Regions from separate parts of the Homo sapiens genome. Here region 2 is linked to region 1. Evidence: chromatin contacts called from ENCODE Hi-C data. All regions are on one chromosome and are shown on one strand. The core of a region is the stretch at or near the end of the contact, and the rest is flanking DNA. Distances in the headings are between cores, read along the strand shown. Region 1 overlaps PTPN3 (protein tyrosine phosphatase non-receptor type 3). Region 2 overlaps DELEC1 (deleted in esophageal cancer 1).

Region 1 (4,128 bases), core at 630-3,129:
AGGTGCTTGTAGTCCCAGCTACATGGGAGACTGAGGCAGGAGAATGGTGTGAACCTGGCAGGTGGAGCTTGAGCTTGCAATGAGCTGAGACTGTGCCACTGCACTCCAGCCTGGGCGACAGGGCAAGACTCTGTCTCAAAAAAAAAAAAAAATAGGTTAGGGCATAAAATGACTTGGAATATAGTATTAGTACTAGCAGCAATAGTAATAGTAGTAGTACTGTTGTCATTTAGTACCATGGGCTAGTTTAGACAGACCATTGAGTTTTAAATCAAAAAAGAAAAATAGGGCTGGGGATGGTGGCTCACACCTGTAATCCCAGCGCTTAGGGAGGCCAGTGCAGGAGGATTGCTTGAGACCATGAGTTCTAGACCAGCCTAGGCAGCATAGTGAGACCCTGTGTCTACAAAAAATTTTTAAAAGGCTGGGCATGGTGGCTCACACCTGTAATCCCAGCACTTTGGGAGGCCGAGGCAGGTGGATCACGAGGTCAAGAGATCGAGACTATCTTGGCCAACATGGTGAAACCCTGTCTCTACTAAAAATATAAAAAATTAGCCGGGTGTGGTGGCGGGCACCTGTAGTCCCAGTTACTCAGGAGGCTGAGGTTGGAGAATCATTTGAACCCGGGAGGCGGAGGTTGCAGTGAGCCGAGATTGCACCACTGCATTCCAGCCTAGCAACAGAGCGAGACTTTGACTCAAAAAAAAAAAAAAATTAAAATTAGTTGGACATGGCGAATGCCTGTGGTCCCAGCTACTCAAGAGACCAAGATAGGAAGATCTCTTGAGTCAGGAAATCGAGGCTGCAGTGAGCTGTGGTCATGTAATGGCACTCCAGCCTGGGCAACAGAGCTTTACCCTACCTCAAAAGAAAAAAAAATGGATTGGGGGGGTGCAGGGAGGGAGAGAGAGGGAGACAGAGGTAGAGACAGAGACAGAGACAGACAGAACGAGAACTGGAAATACCATTTTAACTTGTTTTGTAACTGCCAAGCAGTTGCCCTTTCTGCCACTGGGTGATGCTCTTGTAAACAGTGAAACCCAGCAAAGATGCCGTATTTGGGGGGAATTTTGTAAAGCTTCCTTTTACGTAAGTGAAAGTCATGCTTTTTCAATCTGAAAACTTGTATACAACTTCAATTCCAAAATACTCTGTCTCTGAAATGCCTTCCCATCCATAACACCCTACCCCCAACCAGCCACTTGGACACCATAAGGCCAGACTCTTGTCCTACTGTATCGCTGTGTTTCTCCATTGGTCTGTCACTGAATATTTTATTCAAATAGATTGTGATTATGAATCATTCTGTGTGACTATGATACAGATTTTATATTTAAATTAGGCTCATTTAAACTCACTAGGAGAAAGAGAAGCACCAATTTCATAAAAAATCCATGGATAAGGGCTTGAAATGAAGGTCAAGAAAGAGGCAGTAGCAGCTGTCTTTTGTCTGGGTTTCACTGAATGACTTGGTCTCTGCGCTTCTCCCCTCACTTCACTTTGGATGAGGTTAGGGTGGGGCAGAGTCTTAGAATGTAGGAGAGCCCCATAGTCATCAGCTCTGTAAGGTGTCTGTGCTGGGCCTGTGGCTCCGGAAGGGGCTGGTGTGGGTGATGCAGAGACTCAAGGGTCCTGTCCTGTACAGTGACAGCAGGGATGGTTAATCCCTGTGACTCTGAGGGGTTAGAAATAGGGGTCTTGGAAGTGGGCTCTGCATGGTCTGGAGAGGGAAGAAAGGCTTAGGACGCACATCGGTCAGGTTTCTGTCTGCTAAGCCGGGGGAAAGCCATGTGACCCTGGGCAAGTTACTCAGCCTCTCCTGACCTCAGCTTCTTCATCTGTGAACTGGGAGTTAGAACAAATGACCACAAAGTTCTGTTCCGTTTTCATCATCTGTAACTCTCTAAGACAGCGCTGTCCAGCAGGACTTCCTGCCGTGGTGAAATGTTCTCTGACTGCACTGTCTCATACGGGAGCCACTGGCCGCATATGGCTAGTGAGCATGTGAAGTATGGCTGGTTTCTTGTCTTAATTTATTTAAATTTAAGTAGCCACATATAACTAGTGGCTACCATACTAGACAGTGCAGCTCCACGATACAGAAGAAACTATATTCGATAGAGGAAAATGTAACAAGATCTCAGCGTGGCAGTTCATGGATGTCACAGGCAAATCATGCCAACTAGGAATAATATAAATTCTCCTGAACGCACAACAACAACAGTCCTGTTTCCTTTGAGGAGGCAAGAGTCCTATGAAGCAGAACCATCCGCAGAAGTGAGACAGAAGGAAAAAAGCTTTCAGAAGGGATGGGCTGTGCATCTGCATGAGCTTGCCTGGCAGAGCCTGGTTCAGTAATGAAACCACCAGAGGAGCTGGACACATTTCCCTGTCACCCTTCTAAAGCAGCGGGGAAGGGAGCAAAGTTTTCAGCAGTTTCCAGATCCACCCTGCCTCCTATCCCTTTTCCCCAAAACCATGTGACAGTGTCTAGGCCAGATGCGGTCAGGGGTGGTCAGTGGGCCCTGGGTGTACTCAAATCCCGCTGACAACCTATGCAGCTGAGGTTCCAGGGAAACATACAGCCCCCAGCTGCCAGGCCCCTACAGTCAGTAGTGTTTGCTCTAATAAAATATTAACCCAGTTATTAATATCTCCTCCTTCCCCATGATGAAGGAGTTTATCCGAGAACAATCCGGCACAAAGCTACCTGACCCAGAAGTCATCCAGTTCTGTGTCTCCATCTTCAAATGCTCCAGGCTCCTGCTCACCTGACGGCGTTGATCAGCAGCTCTTAGATGACTTCCACAGGGTGACCAAAGGGGGCTCCACCGAGGACGCCAGCCAGTACTACTGTGACAAGGTGAGCGAGCGCAGGCAGCCGGGTGATCCACACACCCAGGGCTTCCCGGCCTCTTGTGGGCAGCTGAGTAGCTCTAACTAAATGAAAATATCTTATCACCAACTGCTGGAGAGAGATGTGATGCAAATGACCACTTTCAAACCGTTTTCCAGAATGATAATGGTGACAGCTACTTAGTCTTGATCCGTATCACACCAGATGAAGATGGAAAATTTGGATTTAATCTTAAGGTATGTTGTGTATTTATAAAGGAAGTTTTGTGCTGGGAAGCAATCTTTCAATGAGTTTTTAATTTGCATTACAAATGTGCTGCATTCCTGAGCTACATAAGGAAGTTGGTTCAACCCTCAGAATTGAGAGTTGGGGGTTTTTTTTGTTTTTGTTTGGTTTGAGATATTTGGGGTTTTTTTTGTTTTTTTTTAAAAACTCACTTTATCGCCCAAACCTAGAGTGCAGTGGCACGATCGCAGCTCACTGCAGCGCTGACCTCCCCAGGCTCAGGTGATCCTCCCACCTCAGCTGGGACTATAGGGATGCACCACCATACCCAGCTAATTTTTTTCATATTTTTTGTAGAGATGGGGTTTCACCATGTTGTCCAAGCTGGTCTCAAACACCTGGCAATCTACTCACTTTGGCCTCCCAAAGTGCCGGGATTACAGGCGTGAACCACCGCACCCAGCCTAGAATTGAGAGGTTTTTTTTAATGTGGCCTTAACAGCTGCCGAAGGCCAAGTGCCTGCTCTGTGCCTGGCATTGGCTATCCACTAGATTCATAGCACCTTCTTAAGTTCTGATAACAAGTGGTAAGGTCAGTATTTTTAAACCCATTTTGCAAATGAATACTGAGGTTCCCAGAAATGAGGGCACACAGTTGGCAAACAGATCTACCCACTTCAGGAATGCTATTAAGAGAACCCCTCAGCATTGCTAAAGCTGATAAGAGAAAAACAATTCAAGTTCAACCTGCAGGGCCACCACTCTCCTCCAGGCACCTTTAAGCAGGATCTGCAAACTAAACCCACAGGCCAAATCCCATCTGTTTCTGTAACTAGTTTTTTTGGTAACAGCCACAGCCATTTGTTTACTGGTGGGTTAATGACTGCAGAGTTGAGCAGTTGAATCAGAGCCCTCACTCCCACAAAGCCTCTCTGGCCCTTTACAGAAAACGTTTACTCATCCCTACTCTAGGACAAAGTGAGGGCAGGTGGTCGCCTACCCCCCAGCTGCCATCATGCACAGCCTCATCTGCCCCAGCAGCT
Region 2 (4,128 bases), core at 611-3,110, 5.8 Mb before region 1:
TCATGGCATGTTTCACGCTACCCAATAAAGACAATCATGTTTTCCTGTATTTAGAAAATGCTAATTACAAAGCTATCTTAGCTGCAGACACAGAGCGCATGTCTGCCTCCACACTTGATTCCTGCCTCCACTCAAAGATATTCTCTGTTTAAAGCATCTTATCCACAAAAGCACCCTTTTACTCTACATCCCTTTTCCCTATTTTAGTTTGCTTTACATCCCTTTTCCCTATTTTAGTTTGCTTTATTGCACTTATTAAAAATCCATGAGAGTAGGAACTCTGGCAATTGTGTTTATTGTCACATCTCCTCAGCCTACAATTCCTGGCACATAGTAGCTGATAGATAATAGAGAGATAGAAAGATAGACAGATGATAGATAGATAGATAGATAGATAGATAGATAGATAGATAGATAGATAATACACAGATGTAGAAACTGAGATACAGGAAATACACATAAGACAGAGAGATACACTTAGAGATAGAGATAAATTCTTATCCGGCTTAGCTGTGCTTCAGTTCTTTTCTGTTTGTTTTGTTTTGTTTTGAGATAGAGTTCTGCTCTTGTCACCCAGGCTGGAGTGTAGTGGCGCGATCTCGGCTCACTGCAACCTCTACCTCCTGGGTTCAAGCAATTCTCCTGCCTCAGCCTCCCAAGTAACTGGGATTACAGACACCTGCCACCACTCCCGGTTAGCAGTGTGGCCTTGGAAACGAGACTTAATGCCTTTCAATGTCTCTGTTTTCTCATCTCAATTCCCCACAGCAACCCACATGGCTTTACATAACCTAGCCCCTGCTAACCTCATCAACCTCCCTCCTGTCCCTCTCCCCACCATCACCAGTCACTTTGCCCACCTCGGAGCTTGCCCTGGAACAATCTTCACATCTTCACATCTCTTTGTACCTGGAAACCCATCATCTAGAAAGAGAGCCCTTCCCTTCATATCCTGACCAAAGATCTCCACTCCCCTGAGATTGGTCTTTCGCATCACTTTGTTTTAATTTCTTATACTATAATAGCTATATCTGTTGAATATCTGTTGAATTAACAAATGTATATGAAGATGATAATAATTAATTAGAGTTGCTAAAAAGATTAAACAAAATCTTTTCAGAATTAGGGGAGCTACAAAGGTAGCATCCATTAAAAATAAATTTCTCTGCAGTGTGGCTATAATATGGTAAATGATGTACTTAAAAATGCTAACTGTTATAAATATATTATTTGTGTTGTTATCATTTGTCCATTAATGTCTCTGGTTATATTTAGCTACTTAGCACAAATAATTATCCATATTTAAAATGGAAAATATTACATTAAAATTGGAAGTCTCAAGATTTTACTATTTTGGATAAGGGAGTTTGATTGCTGTTGATAAAAGCCATTTCTCTTGATGCAGACTATATAGTTTATGAGTTGAGTAATATCCTTCTTTTAGAATTTGACCTGAATTAAATGACTTAACCCTTTACTCTGATCTATAATAAAATAAGTAATAAAATAAGGTTGCATCAGCCAAAATGTCATAGTCTGAACTAATTCGTCTATTTCAAATTGGCGGAAAAATATTACAAGGAATAAATAGACTCACCCCCACACCTTCCCTTTAAACCTTCCACTTATTAAGCATCATACCAGACAACAAAGAAGAATATCAAAAGTGGAAGCCCTCTATTAGAATGATGCCCCTGGGTCTATGTCTCTGATGTGGATTCTGCACAGCTTCTCCTCCCCGGCTGCTGGTGTATGAGCCCTGCCTCTGTTCTGGGTGACTGTCCACTGTCTCACTGTCTCAGCCCAGCTGCTTTGCTTTGCTGACTCACTGAGTCTGACACCCCGTAGAGCCGATCCATGTGCTGATCCTAGAAAGTAATGAGGAGCCTGCACAGCTGACAGGAAAGGCCCGTGCCTTTGGGTGCCAGAAAAAGAGGAAGGGCTAGAGAGGAGGTCTGAATGTCCCTCTAACTGCACCATTTAGCATTTGACAGCATCTTCCCTTCTACTAGGAGACCAGCTTTCAGAATTTTATAAGCAAGCTGTAAAAATGTATTCAAGTGTGAAACCTGAAACGAGTCCTTTATCACCAGATCTCTACCTCCCTGGAATGTAATTGGTTTCCAAATTTAAGGGAGATGGAGTGGGGGAATGGAAGGGAGGTGATCCATTTAGCCATTTAAAACTAGTAAAAGAAGAGAAAGAAGTAAAAACTGGTGATTTGTGCTTTCTTTCGTTGCAGGTGAAACATGATTTCATTTATACAGTTGAATAATCTCATCTGCAGGTGACTCACTAGCGTCCCTGGAGCCATGCTTGGTCTCCTCTTGTGCCTCAGTCTCTCTTCTGGTAAAATGAGACAATCTGATCCTTCCAGGGTTCCAGTCTTGTGTTCCAGGACCTTTAAAATATCCTAAGAAAAGACAATTACTAGCTCTAGTGGCCTGTGTTTAAATAGGACAAAGAACTTGACTGAGAAACAGAAGTATTTTTGCATCTGGAAATAGCTACCAAATTATTTCTCCAAAATGCTTTGACATGTTTGGTTTCCATGTAATCTGAATGTTTTGTCACCCAATATACATAAAAATACTACTCCACTTGAGTAGAGAACCACAAAGCTCCATGCATTCCTGTACATCAAAATATACTTTTCTTTCTTTAGTCCTGGACAAATTCAAGATGCACAAAGATTCAGAAATATTTTTTAGTAGAAATTCAAAAACATCCTACAGCCATGTAGGGAGATGGGGTTCAGGGAGTTGACTGAGAAGTGGGAGAGACTAGCATCTCTGTGGGGGCTGGAGCATTGTCAAGGCTACATTTGATATCACATGGGCATTAGAGAGAGAGAGAGAGTGAGTGTGTGTGTGTGTGTGTGTGTGTGTGTGTTCGTGTGCACATTTGTGTGTCTGCTTTCCTTTCTGAAGCTGCAAATTTAAACTCTCAGCTGTGGCAGCCTCTGGGATGCAGGGAAGACTGCTTCTGTAATCTCATTTGCCATGGCAGCTGCTTGGCGAGCTTGACATTGCTATCTTCTCAGCTTCTCAGATTCCTTAAAGATTCTCCTCTGATAACCGTGCATCAGGCCCCCAAACCACCCCAGACCCTGCCATGCCAGCCTTCCTTCAAGCTCTGATATACTATACCTGCTTGGGAGTCCCCACATGTGCAGCTAGAGTCCTCACATGTGAAGAGTCCATGGACTGGATTCTGTGCAGGCCACACAGAGTGATGGAGGACCCAGAGGACCCAGGTTCTAACCCCAGCCCTACTAATTACTAGATGAATTATCTTATTATCTTATCTAATTTCACTTCTCCAGGCTTCAACTTCCTAATCTATACATTTAAGGATGATAATCCTCAGGCAGACCTAGTCTCTTTGTTGCTACTAAAGCCCAGTGAACAGAGCAGGGTTTTGGAAACTGTGCATCTTTAAATAACCACAAGGCGTTATATTAGTAGCAATACTTCAAAAAAACTGGGGTGAGCTATTTTACAGGACTTTATTATAGGCAATCTTACTTGACACAGAGATTATGTGCTATCTTAGAATGTTTTGGAATGTGAAGAAACACATAAACTTTAGCTAATTTTCCCAAAAGGGGGAAAAGAAAACACCAACATTTTTTGGAAGACTGTAAGACAGTTTGGGGGTGTAGAGAGAGGGGGCATTTTAACATCAAATTTCACTGTGAGAAAGTTATTCCCTGCTCAATTGCGTATCAGTCACTTTGTTTAATTCAAGGATAAAGTCCCAGTTTTGTTCCAAAGACATGAGATGCCTTAGGCTCAGAGTCTTCTGCAGGCAACATTATCTAAATGGAATTTAGATTGGAGAAGATTGGGATAGCCATTATGAAAAACAGTATGGATATTTCTAAAGGGATTAAAAATAGAACTACCATATGACCCAGCAATGCAATCTTTCTCCTGGGCATATACCCAAAGGAAATGAAATCAACACCTCATAAAGATATCCGCACTTCCATGTTCATTGCAGCATTATTCACAATAGCCAAGATATGGAAACAACCTAAGTGTCCATTGATGAATGAATGGATACAAAAATGTGGTATATGTATACAAGGGAATATTATTCAGCCCAATAAAGAACAAGATCTTA

The links. A loop is a pair of places that touch in the nucleus more often than their neighbours do. Pooled maps may share reads with other maps.
Region 2: a map with no recorded cell type shows a loop between it and region 1 (8-fold over the local background). The contact joins two enhancer-like sites. A Hi-C loop is called at or near these places in 2 of 37 single-sample maps with no recorded cell type and 2 of 50 pooled maps.

The regions. Positions count from the first base shown.
Region 1 is chr9:109,408,967-109,413,094 of GRCh38, reverse strand. PTPN3 (protein tyrosine phosphatase non-receptor type 3) reads left to right here. Exons shown (of 26, transcript NM_002829.4): 15 at 2,680-2,866; 16 at 3,019-3,096. Among named protein-coding and RNA genes, the nearest start is that of PTPN3, 87 kb to the left of the region's middle. RefSeq lists enhancers at 1,141-1,240, 1,761-1,880. Within about 2 kb of position 1,879, at least 2 of the 41 ENCODE cell types and tissues checked have a DNase peak (open chromatin) inside an H3K27ac peak, as active enhancers do.
Region 2 is chr9:115,195,948-115,200,075 of GRCh38, reverse strand. All of the region lies in intron 1 of DELEC1 (deleted in esophageal cancer 1), which reads right to left. Among named protein-coding and RNA genes, the nearest start is that of DELEC1, 56 kb to the right of the region's middle. Within about 2 kb of position 1,860, at least 2 of the 41 ENCODE cell types and tissues checked have a DNase peak (open chromatin) inside an H3K27ac peak, as active enhancers do.